Linked DNA regions of Homo sapiens: region 2 is linked to region 1. A link is an interaction called in ENCODE POLR2A ChIA-PET data of the cell type or tissue named here. Cell type or tissue: GM12878. All regions are shown on one strand. Each heading gives the region's core, and the rest is flanking DNA. Links, peaks and the distances in the headings are about the cores only.

What was found. ChIA-PET counts read pairs that join two places held together with the same protein. Peaks named below come from ENCODE experiments on the same cell type or tissue, not always from the same donor. Only the 100,000 strongest peaks of a DNase experiment are listed, where the experiment ranks them.
Region 2: POLR2A ChIA-PET joins it to region 1 with 5 read pairs; 3 of 35 experiments call an interaction of 5 or more read pairs at or near these places.

Annotation. Positions count from the first base shown.
Region 1 is chr13:98,131,764-98,137,143 of GRCh38, forward strand. The region is part of intron 1 of LOC105370328 (a long non-coding RNA gene); the gene reads right to left. Among named protein-coding and RNA genes, the nearest start is that of FARP1, 8.6 kb to the right of the region's middle. In GM12878, for the core only: no CTCF peak of the experiment used is centred there; a DNase peak (open chromatin) is centred at 2,338.
Region 2 is chr13:98,032,452-98,037,831 of GRCh38, forward strand. No RefSeq gene overlaps it. Among named protein-coding and RNA genes, the nearest start is that of IPO5, 81 kb to the left of the region's middle. In GM12878, for the core only: a CTCF peak has its summit at 1,032; no DNase peak of the experiment used is centred there.

The DNA.
Region 1 (5,380 bases), core at 219-5,218:
GCTTGAACCTGGGAGGCGGAGGATGCGGTGAGCTGAGATCGTGCCATTGCACTTCAGCCTGGGCAACAAGAGCGAAATTCCATCTCAAAAAAAAAAAAAAAAGAAGAAGAAAAAAGAAAATTAGCAGTTTGGAGAAGCTTAATGCAAGGAAAATGCAAAAAGTATGAAATGACAGTTTAATTACTACCAATGATGGCGCAATTGCACATCAATATCCATAAAAAAGAAGTACATAGGAATGTTGGTAGAAAGACTTCTATTATAATGTAATTTTGAAATGTATATCCTGGTGCTTTCATTCTTTCATCTATTAGACATGTTTTACATATCATAGGCATTCAATTAGTATTAGCAGAATGACTAAGATATGGTGTATCACCTCTTGGGGCGAGTGAACAGCCTGAGTCCCTTTTGTCAAGGATGAAGAAGGGCTTTCACCTCTTGGTCTGTCCACCTGTTCACCCACCTCCTTATTCTTCCTCAGAAAAATTGCTAACTTGCGGGGCGTGCTTATATCATCTATGCAGCTAGTGGGCCAAAACAGAACATTGGGCCACAGCTGAATATTGTGGAGCACAGTTCACCTGTGGGCTACAAATGAACATTGATAGAAGAGGAACTACAAAAGGGTCTTAAACATGGGAAAACGCACAAGTTCACAAATGGGAGAGAAAAGCAAACTCCAGTATACTAAGACATCTTTTTTTTTTGAGACGGAGTCTTGCTCTGTCACCCAGGCTGGAGTGCAGTGGCGTGATCTTGGCTCACTGCAGCCTCTGCCTCCCGGGTTAAAGTGATTCTCCTGCCTCAGCCTCCCAAGTAGCTGTGATTACAGGTGTGCACTGCCATGCCTGGCTAAGTTTTGTTTTTTTAGTAGAGACGAGAGACTAGGTTTCACCATGTTGGCCAGGACGGTTTTTTTTTTTTTTTTTTTTTTTGAGACGGAGTTTTGCTCTGTCGCCAAAGCTGGAGTGCAGTGGTGTGATCTCAGCTCACTGCATCTTCCACCTCCCGGGTTTAAGCAATTTTCTGCCTCAGCCTCCTGAGTAGCTGGGACTACAGGCACCCACCACCACGCCTGGCTAATTTTTTTGTACTTTTAGTAGAGCCGGGGTTTCACCATCTTAGCCAGGCTGATCTTACCACACCCCGCCTAGGAAGGTCTTGATCTCCTGACCTCAAGATCCGCCTGCCTCTGCCTCCCAAAGTGCTGGGATTACAGGTGTGAACCACAGAGCCCAGCTGAGACATCATTTTTTAACCTATCAGACTGGCAAACAACTTAGAAGTGTGACAGCCTACTCTGGTGAGGTGGTTGGGGGTGGGATACCGGGAGCGAAGAAGAATCTCATGTTGCTGGTATAAGTATCAATCGCAATCACCCCATGGAGGACAATTTTGTGATGTTTATCAAATTACAAATGTACAACATTTTGACCCTGGGATTCTGCTTGTAGGAATTTATCCTGCAGTTATATTAGTATCTGTGCAAAATGACATGAACAGGGTTATCCATGGAAGCATTTGGATATAATATCAACTAGGAAACAATTTAAATGCCCATCAATAAGTAATTCTTAAAGTAAATTATGGTGTGCCTATATAATGGAATACTATGTAGATGTAAAAAAAAGAGAGAGAAATTGATATGAAATTATTTAAGCATCGATATGAAATTATTTCCGACATTTTCCTGGGAAAAAAATAGCATGAAATTCTATATTTGCTGTTAAAAAAACAACATATATCTGGGTTGGCTTGAATTCTCTAGAGAGATAAAGAAGAAGCTAAAAGATAAACATGTCTTTTTCTGGAAAGATAAAGAAGCAGCTGTAAAGATAAAGAGGTGACCTGTTTGGAGGTAGGGCAGATAGCAGCAACAGGTGAACAGGGTAAGAGGAAAGCTTTTCATGAACTATCTTTTAATAGAGTTTGATTGGAATTCTATCTTTAGAATTAGAGGATGAGGATGACGTTAAGGCGCCATGTTTGCGCTCTCCATCTGTGCTCACTCACTCTTGCCTGAGTTTCGTGCAGCTTGGGGTCATGCGGAGAAGGGTGAATCCCCGCACCATTTGGATTTAGGTTCTGAGCTAAGCCTCTGCTCCAGCCTGGCCCTCCCAGAGCTAGGGTGATTGTCCTGGGCCAATAATTCTCAATCTGGCCGTATGCTAGAATCTCCTAGCGAGCTTTAAAAGATCCTAATGCCCAGGCTGCACCCCAGACCAGCGACATCAAGATCTCTGGAAGGGGAGGAGCACCTAGGCATCAGTGCATTATCAAAGGTCCCCAGGCCATTCCAGTATGCACTCAAGTTTGAGAACCAGTGGCTTGTTTAAAGAATAACTTCCTCATTTCACATGCACTGTCATGCTCTGTCTCTTTCTTTCTGCCTCTGGGACTTCCCAGGGATCTAAAGTGACGAGCAGGGCAGTGTTTAAGCATTTAAACTTTAGTAGCCTTAGTAGCCTCTGACTTTAGTAGCCTTAAATACCATGTGAGTCTATCCTGAGCTATCTGTAACTAGCAATTGTTAAAAAAAAAAAAAAAAAGAAGACACTTGAAAGAATATTAGAGTCCTCCAGTTAGAACCAGTTTGATGAATCAAAGATTAATACCATGAATTGAATTTAGAAATTCCTTAAGAAATTAGTGTTAATATATACAGAATATATTCGAATTTATGATGATGATCTTTTTCTTCATTTACAGCAAGAAATTTGTAGTTGATACAGCAATTAATCAGGTGATAATAGGGCTGAAGGTAATATTTTTTCTGACATTTTATTTTTAACACCTGTATTGAGATATAATTTACATACCATAAAATTTACCCACCACACAATTTACCCATTTTAAGTGTACAATCCAGCTTGGCATGGTGGCTCACACTAATACCAGCACTTTGGGAGGCCGAGGCTGGTGGATCACTTGAGGTCAGGAGTTCAAGACCAGCCTGGCCAACATGGTGAGCCCCATCTCTACTAAAAATACAAAAATTAGCCGCACATGGTGGTGTGCACCTGTGATCCCAGCTACTCGGGAGGCTGAGGCACAAGAGTCACTTGAACCTGGGAGGTGGAGGTTGCAGTGAGCCAAGATCACGCCACTGCACTCCAGCCTGGGTTACCAAACAAGACTCCATCTCAAAAAAAAAAAAAGGTGTAAAATTCAGTGGCTTTTAGTATATTTAGAGTTTCACAATCAACTCCACAATTTTAGAACATTTTCATCACTCAAAAAAGAATCCTTGTACCCACTAGCATTCACTTCCCATTCTCCTCCAACTCCCCAGCCTCTGGCAATCTCTAATCTACTCTGTCTCTACAGATTTGCTGACTCTTGATCTTTTCTAGAAATAGAATTATATACTATAAGGTCTTCTGTGTCTGGCTTCTTTCACTTATGATGTTTTCAGGGTTTATCCATGTTGTAGCATGCGTCAGTACTTTCTTTTTATTGCCAAATAATATTCCATTGAATAGATACACCATATTTTGTTTGTCCATTCATTATTTAATGGACTTCCAGGTTGTTTCTGCTTTCTGGCTACTTTGAATAATGCTCATATGAATTTGTGGACATGTTTTCATTTCTCTTGAATATATACCTAGGAGTAGAATTCATCATTTTATTATAAAACGTTCAAACATACAACAAAGTTGAATTTTACAGTGAATGTCCCTCTAGTCACCACTACAATTCTATTAAAATTTTAATCTACTTCTTTTGTCACATATCTGTCAATCAGCCTTTTTATTTTATTTTTGAGATCGAGTCTTGCTCTGTTGCCCAGGCTGGAGTGCAGTGGCGTGATCTCGGCTCACTGCAACCTCCACCTCCCAGGTTCAAGTGATTCTCCTGCCTCAGCCTTCCGAGTAGCTAGGATTACAGGCGCCTGCCACCACGCCCGGCTAATTTTTTGTATTTTTAGTAGAGATGGGGTTTCACCATGTTGGCCAGGCTGGTCTCAAACTTCTGACCTCAGGTGATCCACCCACCTTGGCTTCCCAAAGTGCTGGGATTTCAGGTGTAAGCCACTGAGCCCAGCCAAATTTTAGCTTTCTTATTGGGTGTGTGGTACTCAATGCATTTCTGGACAACAAAAATACTTCAGGTAGTCATCAACAATGACATACCTTCCCTTTATGTATCATTTCTTTCTCTGAGATGAGAATCAAAGGGCAAGATCGTAGGCCAGACTGAAAATGATTTCAGTCTATGACCTTCTTTTGCTTCCCTTCTGAAGTTCTCCTTTTGAAAGTGAAGTGAAAAATAAATGACCTGAAGTCTTCACTTTTTATCCTATCCTATTTTCTATCCTAAAAAAGTGCATTTTGAATGCTTTCTCCAGTTGTCCTAGATTTTTGAATATGGAGGCACAACACAGGATCATGGCTAAGAGGGTGGCCTCTGAAGCTTGACTGAGTCTGAATCTCTTTCTTGGCTGTGTACTGTGTGTGACCTTGAGTAAATTACTTAGCCTCTCTGTGTCTCAGTTTCTCCTTTGTAAAATGGAAATAATAATACAAGTCCAAAAAGTTGAAGTTGAAGGTCAAAATGTCAGCACTCTTTTTTTTTTTTTGAGACAGAGTCTGGCTCTGTCATCCAGGCTGCAATGTAGTGGCGTGATCTCGGCTCACTGCAACCTCTGCCTCCCGGGTTCAAGCAATTGAGCCACCATGCCTGGCCCAAAATGTCAGCAATTCTAATCAAAATTGTAATATGATTATTTTCAGAGCTTAACAAAATGATACCAAAATTCATGTGGAAAAACAAACATGTAAGACTAGCTGGGAAAACTTTTGAAATTAACAATAATTATGGGGTCCAAGCAGTATCAGATAGTAAAATACATTATGAAGCCATAAACACAAACATTTTGGTAACTGGCACAGGGATAGGCAGATAAGTAGAAAAGAATATTCATAGAAAAGCGGATCCTAAGGTAGGACAAAGTTGGCATTTTAAACAGGTATGGAAGATGAAAGTAAGATGGGTTTTCAAATCGTATCTGCTCAGCCATTTGGAAAAAAGATGTTGGAGGCATGTGTCATTTCTTATGCCAAAATAAGATATAGATCAATGATAAAATATAAAAATAAAACCATTAAAGTATAGAAACATGATGATTTTTTAAAACATCTTGCATAGAGAAGACATTTCCAAGCATGACACAAAAATGTGAAAGCATAAAAGTAAACACTGACAAATCTGACAACATAAAAATTAAGAACTTGTTGTGAAAAAGAGTACCATATTAAAAAACGTAAAAAATATTCATTACATGATAGCAAAGGGCTAATTTCCTTAACATATAAAACATATTAAGAGTTAACAAAAAAAGATAACTCAATGGCAAAATGAGCAAAGCACATGA
Region 2 (5,380 bases), core at 156-5,155, 99 kb before region 1:
AACAAAAATGTAACAGAAAGGTTGATAGTGTACACAGTAAAATAATAAATGGAATTTGTGGTGACTGATTTATACTGTGATTATCTTAAAACCTAAGAACATTATATTTTAAAAGTTTTGCTCTTTTATCTGAAAATGCAAAATGTGTTTTTTATTATATATTTTAAGGATTCATCATCCCTGAATTATGCTACAGGAAAGACAATTGCCACCCCACAAAATCAGTATATGGAAAGTCTTATTACTGGGTTTTTTTCATAATTCAGACTATCAATAGTTTGTATTCTGAGCAGCTTATGTGTGGTTTTCATATTGTATTTTGAATGGCCTTTTTGGTTATTTAAAAATGTGTCTCAGCCGGGCGCGGTGGCTCACGCCTGTATTCCCAACACTTCGGGAGGCTGAGACGGGCGGATCACAAGGTCAGGAGATCAAGACCATCCTGGCTAACATGGTGAAACCCCGTCTCTACTAAAAATAAAAAAAAAATTAGCCAGGCGTGGTGGCGGGCGCCTGTAGTCCCAGCTACTCAGGAGGCTGAGGCAGGAAAATGGCGTGAACCCGGGAGACAGAGTTTGCAGTGAGCCGAGATGGCGCCACTGCACTCCAGCCTGGGCGATAGAGCGAGACTCCGTCTCAAAAAAAATAAATAAAAATAAAAATGTGTCTCTCTGGCCAGGCGCAGTGGTTCACGCCTGTAATCCCAGCACTTTGGGAGGCTGAGGCAGGCAGATCACTTGAGCCCAGGAGTTTGAGACCAGCCTGGCCAACATGGTGAAACCCCGTCTCCACTGAAAATACAAAAATTAGCTGGATGTGGTGCCAGGCACCTGTAATCCCAGCTACTCAGGAGGCTGAAGCTGGTGAATTGGTTGAACCCTGGGAATTGGAGGTTGCAGTGAGCTGAGATGGCGCCACTGCATTCCAGCCTGGGCAGCAGAGCAAGACTCCGTCTCAAAACTAAACAAATAAATAAATAAATAAATAAATAAGCCTCTCTCTGGAGAAAACTGAGAACCTTGAGGGGGCAGCAGAGGAGCATCACTCACTGCTTTAAAAAGTTAGAGAACGACGGCTTCTGGAGCTTCACCATCTGAGGGAAAAATGCTTATGTGGAAGCATTTCTAAAGAATATACCAATTAGATGAGAAATGCGTCAAAGCTGAGGACTTCTCTCCAGGTGTACGGCGCGGCTGCCGTTTCAGCTGCTGGTCAGGGCCCTGCCTTCATCCTTCCATGCTCAACTGAATTCAGAGGGCAGACAGGTGAGAATGAAGCTCATCATGAACAATAGAACCCTAGGGGCAAGAAAGGTACAAATGATTCTCTAACAGAGCCATCCTGGGTTAATTATTAGTGTGTCTCCCACGAAGCCCGTCCTGGGTTAATCATTAGTGCGTTTGTACTGTCTCTTCTGATCCCCCTCCCTTGTTGGGGAAAATAATCTCACTAACAACATAAAATTGGTAAGGCTTGAGGTCTGAGCTATTATTTAATTAAAGTTATTTTGAAATTTTTGTTGTTGTTTTTTGAAACAGGGTCTCACTGTCACCCAGGCTGGAGTGTGGTGGCACGACCTCCGCTCACTGCAATGTCTATAAGCCCGGGCTCAAACGGTTCCCCCACCTCAGCTTCCCGAGTAGCTGAGACTACAGGCATGGCCACATCCCCCGGCTAATTTTTTTTTGTTTTTTGTAGAGACAGGGGTCTCAGTATGTTGCTCAGGCTAATCTTGAACTCCTGGGCTCAAGCAATACACCCGCCTCAGCCTCCCAAAGTGCTGGAATTATAGGCATGAGCCACCACACCTGGCCTGAAAGTATTTTTAATTGGGAGATACTTTAGAAACCTTTCTATACATTCAGTGCCAAATAAATGCAGTCATTAACGTGACAAATAATTAATAGCTATTTGATTATCTAGTGTTATTTTTTAAGTGCCTTTTTCTTTTTTCTTTTGAGACAGGGTCTCACTCTATCACCCAGGCTGGAGTGCAGTAGCGTGAACACAGCTCACTGCAGCCTCGACCTCCCAGGCCCAGGTAATCTTCCCACCTCAGCCTCCCAGATAGCTCAGACTACAGGTGCACCACCACGCCCTGCTCATTTTTTATGCTTTCTGTAGAGACAGCGTTTCTCACTATGTTACCTGGGCTGGTCTCGAACTCCTGGACTCAAGTGATCTACCTACTTTGGCCTCCCAAAGTGCTGGGATTGTGGCCGTGAGCCACCACACCCATACTTTTTTTTTTTAAGAGATAGGATCTCACTCTGTCACCCAAGTCTGGAGTGGTGCAATCATAGCTCACTGTAGCCTCAAACTCCTGGGTTCAAGCCATCCTTCCACCTCAGCCTCCCAGCAGCTAGGATTACAGGCATGTAGCGACACACCCAGATAATTTTTTCATTTTTTGTAGAGATGGAATCTCGCCGTGTTGCCCAGATTGGTCTCAAACTCCTGGCCTCAAGCAATGCTCCCACCTCAGCCCCCAAAGTGCTAGAATTATCGGCATGAGCCACGGCACCCAAACTTAAGGCAATATTGAGATTCCAGATTCCACATATTCCCACTAGAATTATGGCCTGCTACAATATGGTAAGCAAATGAGTAAGAATTTGGAGAAACCTTGAGAGTTTTAGGACCACAAATAATAACATAGTAGGATTAAGGGAAACATTGAGGATAAATATTAGAAAATATGAAAAAAAGAACTGTTACCCTAAAATACAGGTTAAGCTAGCTCTATGTACTTAACACATTTCTGAAGAAGAATGCATGTTCCATATGGTGAATACTTTTTATATTGTTATAAATGTGGCACATGCCCATGGAGAGAATGATAGCCTTTATGCATGATGAAACCCGTCATTTTGACATAACTCTGGACTTGCTCAATTATGTCTTTTGCCATTACTATCCATTTTAATGCATTTAGCTCTCCCACTCAAAGTGGGCAAAAAGAATGCTCAATTTATTGATTTCTCTGTATAACCAAAGGCAGACATGGGGGTGCGCACCTGTTACCTCAACTACTTGAGAGGCTGAGGCGAGAAGGTTGCTTGAACCCAGGAGTTCAAGGCTGCAGTGAGCTATGATTGTGCTATTGCACTTTAGCCTGGGCAACAGAGCAAGACTCTGTCTCTGGGGGAAAGAAAAAAAAACTTGTGTGTGCCAAAATATGTGGCCGTGTGGTGGTTTTCTTTAGAGCAAAAGGGCAGCCCCATGACTTCAAGACTTCAAAGGTAAGCACGGAAATTTCCCCTGTGTGGAGTGAGCATTTTCATTTCCATCACCCTGAAAAAGGCAGGTCCTAGATTCGGAACTGGGGACTGGCGAAGCAGGCTTTTGATGAGAAGGTTTGGGACCTAGTCATGTGGGTCTCGTCTCTGACTGGCCCAAGCCCACGCAAGAGCACTTTCCCACTGGAAGCTCAACCAGCCTTTGCCACATGGAGCCAGCCCAGATATCAGGGAGACTGTGTTTCTTTTGAGATGGAGTCTCGCTCTGTAACCAGGCTGGTGTGCAGTGGCGCGATCTCAGCTCACTGCAACCTCCGCCTCCCAAATTCAAGTGATTCTCCTGCCTCAGCCTCCTGAGTAGCTGGGACTACAGGTGCACACCACCACACCCCGCTAATTTTTTGTATTTTTAGTAGAGATGGGGTTTCACCATGTTGGCCAGGATGGTCTCGATCTCTTGACCTTGTGATCTGCCTGCCTCGGCCTCCCAAAGTGCTGGGATTGTAGGTATGAGCCACCGCACCTGGCCGAGATTCCGTCTCAAAGGGCCCCGGGATTGGTTCTGCTCACAGTAGCTGGTGGACTGATGTAGGTGAGCACTAGGATGTGCTTCCCTCCGTGATTTCCAAATTGTAAGTGTAGTTGTATCCAAGGCTGCAGTCTGGTCCCTGCTCAGCCACTTCTAGAACACCACCACAGAACAACCCCACTGCAGGGGTTGCTACCTGTGCCATAGTAGAAGGTGAGAAAAACAGGGAGTTACCACCCAACCGTGGACTCCGGAGTGACACTGCTTCGGCTGTGTGCAGACAACAGGGAGCTGAGGCCAGGCTGCTCTCTCCAGACTTGTTCTGCATTCAGGTTCTGCCCCCACAAAGTATGGACCTGACCTGCTGCTGCCTCTCACCCCACTCGCTTCCACTCTCAGTTCAGACCCAGTGTGAAGGCATCAGATTGGTAGAACTCAAGTTCCATCTGAAAACCTAGCTGTGGCCGGGCACAGTGGCTCACACCTGTCATCCCAGCACTTTAGGAGGCCGAGGGGGGTGGATCGTTTGAGGCCAGGAGTTCAAGACCAGCCTGGGCAACATAGCAAGACCCCATCTCTACTAAAAGTACAAAAATTAGCTGGGCATGGTGGCACATGCCTGTAATCCCAGCGACTTAGGAGGCTGAGGCAGGAGAATCACTTGAACCCAGGAGGTGGAGGTTGCAGTGAGCCGAGATTGTGCCACTGCACTCTAGCCTGGGCGACAGAGTGAGGCTCTGTCTCAAAAAAAAAGGCCTACATCTAGGCCTGAGGTTGTGCTATAGGCTGTTTATTTCTCCCCAAAATTCATGTTGAAACCTAATCTCAAACGTGATGGTATTGGAGGTGGGGCCTTCGGGAGGTGATTAGGTCACAAGGACAGAGCCCTCATAGATGCGATTCGTGCCCTTATAAAAGAGAGCTTGTAAGGGAGCTCCTTCACCCACCTGCCAGCAAGAAGACAGCTCTATGAAGCAGGAAGCAGCCCCTCTCCAAACACTGAGTCCACTGGTGCCTTGGTTTTGGACCTTTGGACCTCTCAGCGTCCAGAACTATGAGAACTAAATTTCTGTTGTTGATAAGTCACCCAATCTGTGGTAGTTTTTGGGGTTTTGTGTGTGTGTGTGTGTGTGTGTGTGTGTGTGTGTGTGTGTGTTTTGTTTGTTTGTTTTTTGTTTTTGAGCTTTGCTCTGTCTGTCGCCCAGGCTGGAGTGCAGTGGCGCATGTCAGCTCACTGCAACTTCTGCCTTGCATGTTCAAGCGATTCTCCCACCTCAGCCTCCCAAGTAGCTGGGATTACAGGCACCCACCACCATGCCCGGCTCGGCTAATTTTTGTATTTTAGTAGAGACGAGGTTTCACCGTGTTGCCCAGGCTGGTCTCGAACTTCTGACCTCAAGTGATCTGCCCGCCTTGGCGTCCCAAAGTGCTGGGATTGCAGGTGTGAGGCACCACACCCAGCCTATAGCAGTTTTGATACAGCAGCCAGAACAGACTAAGGCAGGTGGGGAGGGTGCTCCAGGTGGAAGGAAGTGCACAGGCAGAGGCCTGGCAGTGGGACCACGTGGTGCGCTCCAAGAGCTGAACTGGTGTCGGAGCTGGACAGAACAGT